Linked DNA regions of Mus musculus: all the other regions are linked to region 3. The links are chromatin loops, found by intact Hi-C in ENCODE. Cell type or tissue: heart. All regions are shown on one strand. Region 1 holds the start of Ireb2 (iron responsive element binding protein 2). Region 2 holds the start of AY074887 (cDNA sequence AY074887). Region 3 overlaps Wdr61 (WD repeat domain 61).

What was found. Hi-C counts contacts between places; a loop is a spot of excess contacts. Peaks named below come from ENCODE experiments on the same cell type or tissue, not always from the same donor. Only the 100,000 strongest peaks of a DNase experiment are listed, where the experiment ranks them.
Region 1: a loop joins it to region 3, with 4 times the contacts of the local background. A loop is called at or near these places in 3 of 42 quality-filtered maps.
Region 2: it touches region 3 in a loop (4-fold over the local background); 6 of 42 quality-filtered maps call a loop at or near these places.

The regions. Positions count from the first base shown.
Region 1 is chr9:54,861,860-54,865,859 of GRCm38, reverse strand. Ireb2 (iron responsive element binding protein 2) reads right to left here and starts at 2,105. Exons shown (of 22, transcript NM_022655.3): 1 at 1,964-2,105; 2 at 464-553. The coding sequence starts at 1,982. In heart, a CTCF peak has its summit at 1,953; a DNase peak (open chromatin) is centred at 2,169; H3K4me3 peaks cover 2,313 bases; H3K27ac peaks cover 1,760 bases.
Region 2 is chr9:54,949,219-54,953,218 of GRCm38, reverse strand. Hykk (hydroxylysine kinase 1) reads right to left here. Exons shown (of 5, transcript NM_177351.4): 5 at 3,295-4,000. It overlaps AY074887 (cDNA sequence AY074887), which reads left to right and starts at 2,265. Exons shown (of 1, transcript NM_145229.2): 1 at 2,265-2,975. The coding sequence starts at 2,380. The coding sequence ends at 2,778. It overlaps Psma4 (proteasome subunit alpha 4), which reads right to left and starts at 2,360. Exons shown (of 9, transcript NM_011966.3): 1 at 2,316-2,360; 2 at 1,111-1,137; 3 at 836-878; 4 at 378-540. The coding sequence starts at 1,113. In heart, no CTCF peak of the experiment used is centred here; DNase peaks (open chromatin) are centred at 2,458 and 3,578; H3K4me3 peaks cover 1,930 bases; H3K27ac peaks cover 1,607 bases.
Region 3 is chr9:54,730,188-54,734,187 of GRCm38, reverse strand. Wdr61 (WD repeat domain 61) reads left to right here. Exons shown (of 11, transcript NM_023191.3): 2 at 2,751-2,801; 3 at 3,527-3,554. The coding sequence starts at 2,790. Among named protein-coding and RNA genes, the nearest start is that of Wdr61, 2.4 kb to the left of the region's middle. In heart, a CTCF peak has its summit at 1,873 (motif pointing left); no DNase peak of the experiment used is centred here; H3K4me3 peaks cover 1,056 bases; H3K27ac peaks cover 568 bases.

The DNA of each region.
Region 1 (4,000 bases), 130 kb before region 3:
ATGATAAATATTTTTAAAGAATAATCAGAGGCTCTAAGCAGTAGCGGTCCCTGCCTTTGATCTTAGCACTTGGAAGGCAATAACAGATAGATCTTTGAGTATGAGACCAGCCTGGTCTACAGAGTGGATGACAGGACAGTCACATTCTACAGAGAAACCCTGTCCTGAAAAAAACAAAAACAAAACAATAACCAGAGGCACTGACCATTGAAAAAGTTAACACACACATTCAGTCACTATAGATTATGATGTTCTCTTTTAAAAATAAGATTAGCTTCTGGGGGGAGGGGAGGAGAGGCAGCATCTAATTAACTAAAAGTTTAAAGAAGAAATCGAGGTATGGTTTCTATTGTTCTCAACCAAAAGTCCCAAAGGAAGTTTTATAAAATGTCTTCTGCTCACCTTGACCAATGCACTGTAACTACTAGAAACTAAGCCCACGAAAAACGTAAAGCAACATTACCATACTTGGTGCCGCCAAGTTTAGGTACATTGAAGAACTTCTTCTGTGAATTGCCATTTAATGTTTCAATAAGGTACTCAAAGGTGTATCCTGGAGAAGAAAAAGAACAAATGCCTTTCATTAAATACATTCCATCAAATACATTAAGTACATTAACTACAGTTACCAAGAACCTTATTCAAAGAGAAAACACCCAAACTTTTGCTCAGCAGAACTCTGTGTGTGATGGAAAGCTGATGGGAATATTGCACATTTGCATTACCCTGCGGGGCAGCTACGAGGGCCACCTTGAACCATGGAGGCAGTGATGGAGGTGCTGACTGTCCCATACCACAGACACAAGACTCGTCTCCACGGGACTGCAAGGGGACAATTCTAAACCTCGACTCTTGTCAAACAGAAACTAGTGAGACAGACAGCTTTCTACCTTGCCTGTTGACACAGGGTGTTGTCACTGTATCCCAGAGTGGACTTAACCTCACTGGGCAACCCAGGAGAGCCTGCAAGTAGAGGCAATAATCGCCCATTCTGTCTCCTGAATGCTGGGATTACAGCATTACCCACCCAATGGCTTTTCAATCTTAGAAATGTTAAATGTCTGCAAAGAGACCATAAGAATGGTTTAAATGATGTACAAGCATTCAGAAATCGTGCCCTGAACATGCTTAAGTACAGAGATAATGCTTTGACAAAACCATTGTTAGAGGTTCAAAAGGCAATTAAAAATCCAACAACAGAACACTAAAGATGATTTTTAAAGTGACCATCAAAATATCTAGGTAAACTGGCACATTAGATTCTACTAAGAGATATACCCTTAATGGTTATGCACTAATTGAATATGCCCCCACTCTCAGTGTTGTGAGAAAGGGTGAGGTAGATAAAAATTCATTATGCGGCCTCATTACTTGGATGGGTGAGACCCTTAAACATTGCTCTAAGATCTTCTTCCAAAACCAGAAAAGACAAGCACAGTCCATTCAGAAAGAACAGTGTTTTTCTTTTGTGGAGGGAGGTGGATGGGGGAGGAGACTGCAACAAATGATCTGGGAACCGGCTAACGTTCAGCCTCGACAGCCCCTCCACTTCCAGGAGCAAAGAAAGGGAGATCCCAGGATGCTGGGTAGAAGGATCAGCCAGCAGAGTGAAAGCCAAACAAGGGAGCCAGGTCTTCCGACACTCAATGCTCACAAAAGGGGGGCGGGCAGAGAAAGACGTGGGCTTGTCCCTGCCCCAGCAGTTCCTCCTGGGGGCCTGGAGGCTGCAGCCAACAAGCAGCGGGCCCCGGCCAGGGGCGGAATTAGCGCTCCGCTGAAGAGCGGGACGCGCGGGCGGGGACGCCCGGCCTTCGCGGCCTCCGCCCCGAGGGGAGAGAACGACCAAGCCCTGAGGGCCCGACCGCCCCCCCGGGTGACCGTAAGCAGAGCACAGCGAGGGCCACGGATGTACAGCAGCGCACGCCACCAGCCGCCAACGCTAAGGCGGCGGCCGGGAACTGACCTGCACTTGGGGAGTCCATCGCCGGAGACCATATTATCCCTGCGGGGAGGGGGCCAGCGGGGGAAGGAGGGGGAGGCCAGGCCGGGAAGAGAGGGAGGAAGACGGGCGGACGGGCAGGGGAAAGGAGGAAGGAAGCAGTCTCGCGCAGGCACCGCGAGAGCCGCAGAGCTGGCCCGGGGTCCGCGCTCGCGGGATTTGCCGGCTAACTCTCGCGAGATCCTCGGACCGGCGAAACAAAGAAAGAGCGGGGCGGAGCCAGCGGGTAGGCGGGTCTCTGCGCAGCCTCTGTTGTTCTCCAGAGCTGGAGGTGGGGGGGCGGAACCCTGGGAGGTTAGTAACTTTGACAACGGGACGCCATAGGTTCCGTTACTTTCTTGTGGGCCCAAAAGTATACCGTGAGGTTTTGAGGTCCCGCGATGTCTGCAGGACTGTCTTGTAGGAAAGAGCCAGGATTGGGACTCAAGTTCTCCCTGCATGGTAAAGCCTTGTGTTAAGCCGTGATGTAATGAGGCGCCCACTCGTGCATTCTCAAGAGAACAAGGCCGGGTTAATGGGACACATAGGCAATCGACTAATTGAATGAATTAAAATGTCCATACTTTCCTATAACTTCAACCTTTCTCTTCCCAGGAGCAGTTAAACGTGATGGTGTCCTAAGTTTCTCTCTGGCCCCGCCAGGGAGAGTCCTTATGTCTTCCCTGTCTTGTCTTTTGGTTAGCGGACTCTTTGGAGTTGTCTGGTTTGCCCTTTTCTTCCCCACTCCTATCCCTTCTCAGACTGGTTTCCACTTCCAAAAATGCCTGTGATAAAGGTAGGCATAACTATTTGCTAATACCCCAGCTCTTGCTTTAACTGTTTGTTTAGTATGTTTGCTAAGACAAACTGTATTAGCTTCCATAATTCCAAAACTATTCTGTACTTCCTGGCCTCCAAGCCTGCTTCATCCCAGTCTCCTCTACCAGGGCCTTTCTCTGCCCAGCTATTAAGTGTACTGTCATTAACTCTATCTCGTGACATGAGCTTTGCACCAGATTTCATTTCCTCTGGCTCATTCATCTGTCTATTGGCTCCAGCTATCCGTTCATAAGCTGATGCTCTCTAGCCTACCTACAACTCAAACCCATCTCCTAAGCTTAGAGGAATATATCCTAACGCTTGTTACCACAGGCATCTCCTATGCAAAACCACCACCACAACCACTGCCACCCAAGCCAGTGACTGAGTCCTTATGTGTCTGTCACCTACACCAGCGAATGCCACCGCCTAAGCACATACCAGCACGCTATCCTTGGCTCCTCTCTTCCATTACTGTTTAGAAGTCCACTTGATCCACTGGCTTCCTGACCTTAACAACTGTGACAGTCTTCTCAGAAAGTCTCAAGGGCATGACTATTCTCGAAATCATCTCCATGAAACTGAAACAAACTAGGAAGGACACAGTAACCAAACTCACATACCAAGAAACTGAGTCTGGATTTGCGATGCATTCAGATGGAAGCAAGAGCTCACGTATAACTTCATTGTTCACGAGGCTGAACTGAATAGTTCTGCTTCTCTTGAAACAACACTCCTGTACACCGTTGGCTAACCCTTACTCACTCTTTCAAGACTTGGGCTTTTCTTTTTATGTTTTAAAGATTTATTTATATGTGTATCTCAATGTTAGTGTATGTCATGTGTGTGCAGGTGCCCAAGGAGGCCAGAAGAGGGTGTTGAATCATCCTAATTACCAACCTATCTCTCAAATCTCATGGTTTTCACTAGTTTGAGCTTTTGAAAATTCGTTTGTTGTGGTTCTGGGGGTTGAACTGAAGTCTTCTACAAGAGCACAAATGGCCTTAATTGCTAAGCAATCTCTCCATCCCCCCAGGACAGTCTCTCATACAACCACACTACAACAGTTAAATTCAAGAAATTTAGCACTAGCTGGGCGTGGTGGTACATGCCTTTAATCCCAGCACTCAGGAGGCAGAGGCAGGTGGATTTCTGAGTTTGAGGACAGCCTGGTTTACAAAGTGAGTTCCAGGACAGCCAGGG
Region 2 (4,000 bases), 220 kb before region 3:
TTGATTCCCATAACCACTCTGATCCTCAAGAAGTTAGATAATAGGTGTAGCACCTTGTATCCATGGACTTTAGATTTTAAACCAAACCTGTGTGGCCAGAAAATACATACATACTTTTATCACTGCACAGTGCTATTTTGCACCAAGTGTTTATCTTTGCATTTCAAGTGAATTATACACATAATGAACTGAGATATAATGGGCTGCAAGGAGATGTCAAGCAAAATAAAGCAAATACACAGATTTTTACAAGAAAAATAATAAAACTGCTCATTTCAGTTCTATCACTTCACATAGAAGATCCCTCCTTAAATATGCAAATCCTGAGTACGCTGTCAAGTGCAATAGTTCAAGCTCTTCCCCATGATCGCACTTACTCATTAAGTTTATAAATTTTCTCAGAAAAGAAGACTTCATCAAGAAGCTTGTGGATGTTGCGCCTCTCCGCTGCAAGCAAAACTCCATCATTGGCTAAAATCCCCAAACAGGTGCCTGCATGTCCAATGGCTTCCATGGCATACTCCACTTGGTATAAGCGACCTACAAAACAGTGAGACACCACGGTTCCTCTCGCTCTTGCACCACTCATCTGAGAGAAATCAGCAATGACACAGGTAGGCTGGCATCAACAGCCCTGCATTTACTCGCCCACAATGCATGGCGTAATGAACCTGGTGACAAGTTATCTCCAAGAACCAAAGGAATGAAGTCAACTCCAAAATGTGTGTAGCTAAACGTCACACTAGACCCCAACACTAAAAATATACTACTTAAAGCAACAACCACAACAAAATGCCCCAACCTTCTTTGGAGCAGGTTAAATCTTCTAATTTACCTTCTGGAGAAAATATTGTGGTCCTGGAGTCATATCTTCGAGACTGCAAAGGAAAAACAGAGATGATGCCTGTTCACTGACATACGCCAACTTCCGGATGTCCATGCATTGGATACAATGACACCCTGGTGCTGAGTTCAGTGGAAAGAAGACGGAAGACCCCATTCAACTCCCTCTACCCCTTTGGTTTCATTTTCTTCCATGTCAGGCTGTGAGCTTCAAACAAGCCATAATGTTCCCAGGCAAAAGTTAAAGGAAACGTGTCATGAACTCACCATGGTTTCTGAACTTTATGTTGATTCCTGTGAAAAGAAAACAGGATCATTAATAACAAAACCCCCACAATTTTAAGAAGTGTCTTCCACTGTTAATACCACTTGATCCACACCATCACTCAGCTAACATGAACTGCACCACCACTGGGACCTATACAGATGCTGGGCCACCACAATAAAGGTAAACCATGGTGTCCTGAAAAGCTCAGAATCTAGCAGCCAGGTATGACAGACAAAGATTATAAAGCAACATGGAAGAGACATTCAGGGTGGGGAGGGAAAGCAGAATCGACAGCAAGTAAGATTTTAGGAAACCAATACAGATAATGAGAGTAAATTAGAGGTGGGAGAGGCAAAGGTAAGTTGAAAAGCCTCAAGTCAAAGAAAAAGAATTGTGAAGGGGTGAAGGAAGGGCATTCCAAGTAGAGCAGGCTGAGAAAGGTTAACAAAGTGGATAATTCACATGGTCCTAAATTTGGGGGTGTAGGGGTTAGGTGGTAAACCTGGTCCTTATTTCCGTTTCTTCGAAAGACAGCAATGGAAACTCTGCCTTAGTAGAAAAATGGCAGTTCAATTCCTATGTTGCCAAATGGGATATAAGGAAGGCATCGTGGCTGGAAAGCTAAGCAGACATTTGAAGGGTCTGCGCGCCCAGATGTTAGAAAACACCTTTATCTTACTTAAGACCGCTTCACCGACGGGCTGGATTCAAGGACCACGGGAAGTGACATTTTAGAAGAGTCGTCAGGCCTAAGGAGAGTTAACCTGCCAGGAGTCGGTTCCAACATGTAGGAGAAACAGAAAGGTGGCCCTGAGCACAGCAGCCAGGAGGCCACGGCGGGTTTCGGATTCGACTGTGAACACAGCTACCTCCACGCCTGGCGCCGGCGCTACAAGACTTGGACTTTCCCCCGCAGCGCCACTTTCCCGAATTGACTCTCTGGGCCGCAGCCGCCCCCACCCCTCGCACCGGCCCGGAGGGTCTCAGAGCCCAGGCGAGCCGTCAAGGCCCCGCGGGGATACCCGACGGCGGCCGGCGGGGACCAGTCCCTGGCAGGCCGGTCACCGAGGAGGCGGGTGCAAAGTCATCGTGCCCACGGCTCCTCGGTGGCGGCCGCGGGCCTGGGCCGTGGTCTCCACGCAGATGGCCCCCGCCCGGGAGACAGACACCTCGACTCCGCGGCCCCTAAAGGACTGAGCCTCACCAGAGGAAGACGGTGAGGGTGCAGATCAGCGCCTCTTTACTCAGCTGGAGAAGAACCAACCCGGATGGCCAAGCATCCGCGGCGAATATGGCTCCCGCGCGTGCGCAGGACTGCGAGGGGGCGGGGCGGGGCGGGAGGACGCGGAAGTTCTCCCAGTGCTGGGGCGGGCTCAGTCTGCCCACGTGGACTGTGCAGAAGCACAACCTCGGCTTTGGCTGCGGTCTGTATTAGAGGAGGACTGGAGGGAGGAGGGAAGCGTCTATACCGTGGAGAGTGGAACCAGATTCCTCCTACGCTTTGCACTCCACTTTCGTTTTCTCTTCTGTACCATTCTAATGGAGGCCAGAGTAGCAACTGTATAGACAAATCAAATCGTTTACTCTTCCAGTCTTGCCCCTTAACAGTTTTTCCTTTGTTCTTCCTCTTAGCCTCATTTTCTCCTTTCTCAGATCCAACTCTTTAATTGGGATAACTTTTGTTCTAAGTTTAAGACTTCTCTTCGCCGGGCAGTGGTGGTGCACGCCTTTAATCCCTGCACTTGGGAGGCTGAGGCAGGCGGATTTCTGAGTTCGAGGCCAGCATGGTCTACAGAGTGAGTTCCAGGACAGCCAGGGGTACACAGAGAAACCCTGTCTCGGACAAAAGAAAAAAAAAAAAAAAAAAAAAAAAAAAAAAAAAAAAACGAAAAAAAGACTTCTCTTCATCCATTTCTCCTTTCCAATCTTACCTAGTTTTTGTGCCTATGTTGGGGGTTGAAGAGCTAGTGGGTTGACTATGTACAGGGCCTTTGTCTTCTGTGTAGGCAAAACGGTTGGATCTGGGTTTCTTAAAGGGGGAAGCTTAGAAATTTAGTTGCATGTAGACGGGACCTGGCCTGTACTCAGGACCTGGTTTGCCCTGTAAATTCCAAGCCAGCCAGGGATATATAGTGAGACTGTTTTAAAAATGAGAGAGAGAGAGAAAAAAAGACCAAAAGGTAAAATATCCATACAATGCAGCATATATTTAATTTCAAACAGAAATTAGCAATATTTGCAATAGGAATTTAGTGGAGAATCTCTCTTAGCAAGAACAATCAAGAGAAACTTGCAGAGTTCCATTGTATAACAGGATAAACACTGATTTGGAATGAGACCCAAGTTCCAGCCCATTTTTCTGGTCCTGATTGGCCAAGTTAAATAAAAACCTCAAATATGAGTATCCTAAGTGTTTCACATGTGAATGATCTCATGTACTGCCCCCATGTGTGTGGGTGTGGGTGTGGGTGTGTAAAAACAAGGAAGGAAAGGCAGCAGGATGGGATTTTGTAGTGATTAGGAACAGGGGTAACAGCCCAAAGACCTAATTCAAGATCTAAGCCTGAGCTCCCTTCTAAAGCAATAAATCAGCTTTTCAAGGCTCTATTTCTTTATTTAAAAATGGAGATTAATCATCAGAATATCTTTGTGATTCTGTTCTGGATTAAATGAGGTAGTGCATGTAAAATAACATTCAATAATCATTGTAGTATAGTATATTCTACTGAAAAACTAATGAAGCAGGAAAGACAAAACCGCTCCAGATTTGTTAACCTAAAATCCTGATTTGTGAAAGCAGCAGGGCTCGATGGCTGACTGTGAGAAGGGCAAGCAGCGTGCCACACCAATATTTTGAGTGTGCGTAACCTGAAATATGATCCATTATTT
Region 3 (4,000 bases):
GGAGTAGTTTCCCCTTAGATAGAGGACTCTGGGGAGGGGAGTAGTTTCCCCTTAGATAGAGGACTCTCTTAATACCAGTCCTATAGTAGTTAGCCACGCTGTTAGGTAGCAAGCTTCACGTCATTGAACACTAAGCAGAGAGTGAGTTCCTTTTATTTCAAGTACCATGTGGTATGGTGCGTTACAGACGTGCCTGAGAAACTTTCATAGACGCATGGGTTAGTCTCTGGGAAGCCTGAAGAAGGACCTTTAAATCCAGCCCCGATAACTGGAAATTTTCCTAAAGAGAGAGATGGCATAGAGGCCTCTTGGGATTCTCTTGGTTCTGAAATTACCTGTCATGAGACATGTCTTAGTAGTAGGAACTGTGTATTTACCTACGCTTCCGTCAGCTGCTCTAAGCCTCTCTCTTCTAGCCAGAAGAACGGAGCTAGTAAGAGTGCCTACTAAACGGCGTTAAGGAAGGTTCAGTGAGCTAATCTGTATAATAGTTAAAATAGGATCTGATGCAGTACGTCCTCAAAGGTTCAGCCTGATGGAACTGCACACCCTATTTTGAGGGTAGCTTTTTAAAAGTTGACTCCCTATAAACCTTCTTACTTGTAAAATTGTCGTTTTTCTCTATTGCCAAGTGTGAGGTTCGTATGGGCAGAGAGGAGGCAGTATCACTAAGAGGGCTGGTCTTCATGCAGTTTGTGTCTCAACTTGTTTGAGCCAAATTGTCAGGAGAGCTTTCTAGTCTGGGCAAGGTCCTGTTCTTGAGTCACAAATCAGTAACAGTCACAAGTCAGCACACCTGATTAAGATCTCTTAGGCCAGGACTATTTAGAAATCATGTGTCTGTCTGAGTTTCTGTTCTTGGTAAACATTTGTTAGTCTTTGGTTTGCATATTTGAAGCAGGTAGCATGAGCCCAGATGTCTGAGCTGTATGTACGGCCTGTTAAGTGAGGATGGAACTGAGGGGCTGTGAACATGGATTAGAAGACAATTCACACTCTTATATTTGTTAATTTCTAGTTGAAATTTAGCATATTCTCCCATTATGTTATATTCTCACATAACAAGTATTAAATATGACTTTGTTAACGGCTTTAGCGATCACAGGTGTTTTCATATCAGAATGTTGTGATGGGATTGTTGTTTGTTTTGAGACAGGGTCTTGCCAGAAAGCCAGGCTTAGTACCTCCAAACAATTAGGATTACGGAACTGCTGGCAGGATGTTGTTTATGTCCTGAGGTTGCGGCATCTTTTAGACTTGCTGATTCTTATAGAATGTGATGATAAGGAGCCATGTGTGTTTTGCTCTCATAAGTTTGGTTTTCATGTTTTGACAAGATTGTTTTCCACATAGAGCCTATGCCTAGATTCTGTTTGTGAATTTTCATACTCGATTATATTTATTTATAATTTTAGAAGATGTGCAGGGTGTTGAATCTTTTGAGTCACGTGATGCCCAGTTCTGAGTTCGCTTCTGCCTTGTTTCTGCTCTCACTCTATGAGAAAGTGTCTTTTCTCTGGGGTTTAGTGCCATGCCTTCTCATTTTTGTGTTTTGGTTGCTTGTTTGGTTTTGGTAGTGAGCCCGTGGTGAAGGTAACCCTCTGGCATGGTGCCGGAGTGATAGCCCATGTTCTTGCCCAGTGCAAGAAAGCTGTAATGAGTCTTAGAGAGAAAAATAAGTATTTTAGATAAGCCCTGTTTAGGTTGAGTTCAGTATTAGTGAATTACTAATGTATGGTCAAACAGAGTCATATGCAAACAAAACAAAGCAAAACCATAGCATGTGATTACATATTGAGCACTTGACAAAAATGTGTCCCAGAGGCTTTCAGTGGCCTACCTCTGAGTCTCCAGAGGAATGGTCTGATACTGCCCACTAGTGGTAACTTTATAGAACATAGTTACCACAGAGAGTGAGCACATACTAGGTTTTCTTTCTAATGCTGTGTATTTTATGTATTTGAAAACAACCAGAGAGAAGGTTTAAGTTTTGCAAGTCTGTTAGCTAAGTGGTGTGCAAAACATACCAAGGCCTTGGGCACGTAAAGGCACTTACTGTCACGCCTAACACCTACCTGGGGAAGAACTGAGTTCCACAAATTGTCCCTTGACAATTTGTGCAGGTGAATACACGAATGCACACATATCCATAAACTCAATGTATGGGCGTATGTGTGTGTGGATGTTTAATAAATCTAAGGTTAATAAAATTTAAAAAGCTTAATATAATTAAGAACTTTAATGAAATTAAATCAGTTCATAAAATATGTTGAGCCTGTTCATAAAATATGTTAGTCTTTGAAAACTGTCACCAGTTTGTTACCTTGCAGCCTTATTTACATATCTGTAGGTCTCGAAAGGCAGTTTTTGATTGAGACCCCTGTGTGTGTTCTTGCATGTAAGAATGTTACTGTCTTGGACTCCCTTGTTTGCTTTCTAAGATGAAGAAAATTTAAAATGAAGATGGCCTGTAATTCTGTCTCTTAGAAGGAGAAGGGAACACATACTGGTCACCCTCTTCAGATTTGGGGAAATAATCCATGGATGGAGGCAGTGTGTATTTCTTGACCCCCTGGGAGAAAGATCACACACCACCACATGATAGGACTGTGATGGGGCCTGCAGGGACTGATCCATAGAGAGGTATCAGAATCTTATAACGGTGTCACCATGGTGCAGAGGAACCTGTGCAGCCTCCTTGTGCTGAACACATCATCTTACTGACGGAAACCCTGGTGTTGTTTCCACAGAACTGTCTGGCCTTTAGCGCTTCATCCTTGGTTAAGGAAATGACCAACCAGGTAAGGTCTGCAGTGAGAGGGAAAGCTTCAGTTAGTTACTGGCAAATTCAGACTTAATAGATTGCCTGAGTGTGTGGTTAGGGAAATGATTTTTTAATTCTTGCCCGGTTCCTAGATGCCTAGGTGACTTTGGGTACCTCCTCATCATAGGGTTAGGTGGCATTTGAAAGTGCACCACACTAAGATTACTTCATGCTGTTGCCACATTTTAGAGGGGGACTGAGGAGGTTTAAAAGAATTTATAGATAAAAGTAAAGTCAGTAGGAGGTAGGACAGTCAATAAGCACCTATAGGATTACAGACAACGGTATGGACTGTGTTGTCTCATACAACTGTAAAAATTAGATTTCAAACAGGACTCAGCTTCCTCCTAGGTCTGAGGTGAAGAAAGTGTAACTGGTCTTAGATTGGTGAGGGTGGGGCACACCTGTGGGGGCAACACTTAGGGGAGTGGAGCGGGAAGTTTTGTGTAAGCCTTGGCTACAGAGTTTGAAGCCAACCCCAGCTACCTAGAAAGCCCCTCACCTCAAAGACAGAATGAAGAACTGATTTTTCTCTGGTGTAGCTATACAAGGGTGTTATGAGTAGGTACCAAGGATGTGTAGGATGGTCAGGGAGGGGGCATAGGGAGTAGCTGCTGCTGCTGTAGTGAACTGTCTCACTTGGGGGGGGGGGGGTTCGAGATAACTGAGATCTATCACTGACTGACTTCTCTTCTTTTGTAGTACAGTATTCTCTTCAAGCAAGAGCAAGGTAAGCAGCCTACCTCTTCAAGCAAATTCTTTTGTGAAAAAAATGTATCCTGGTTTCTTTAAGATTTTATCACACCAACCTGACACACAGATCCTAGATACATTAACTTTGCATTGGCCATGGCAGCCAAAAGCAAATATACTCAGTGAAAAAGTAAATAGCTATTTTGGGTCTGGTGGAGCAAGCCTGTAATACAAGCTGCCTAGGAAGTAAGTAGGGTCGTGAGTTCAAGCCAATCTAGTCTTAATGTAAAAAGTGAAAAGGCTAGAGATATGGCTTGATGGTAAAGCACTTGCCTCACATGCACAGGGCCAATCCCAGTTTAAAAAAAAAAAAAATATATATATATATATACACACACACATACATACACATATATATATATATATATATATATATACATACATACACACACATATATACATACACACATACATAGATACATA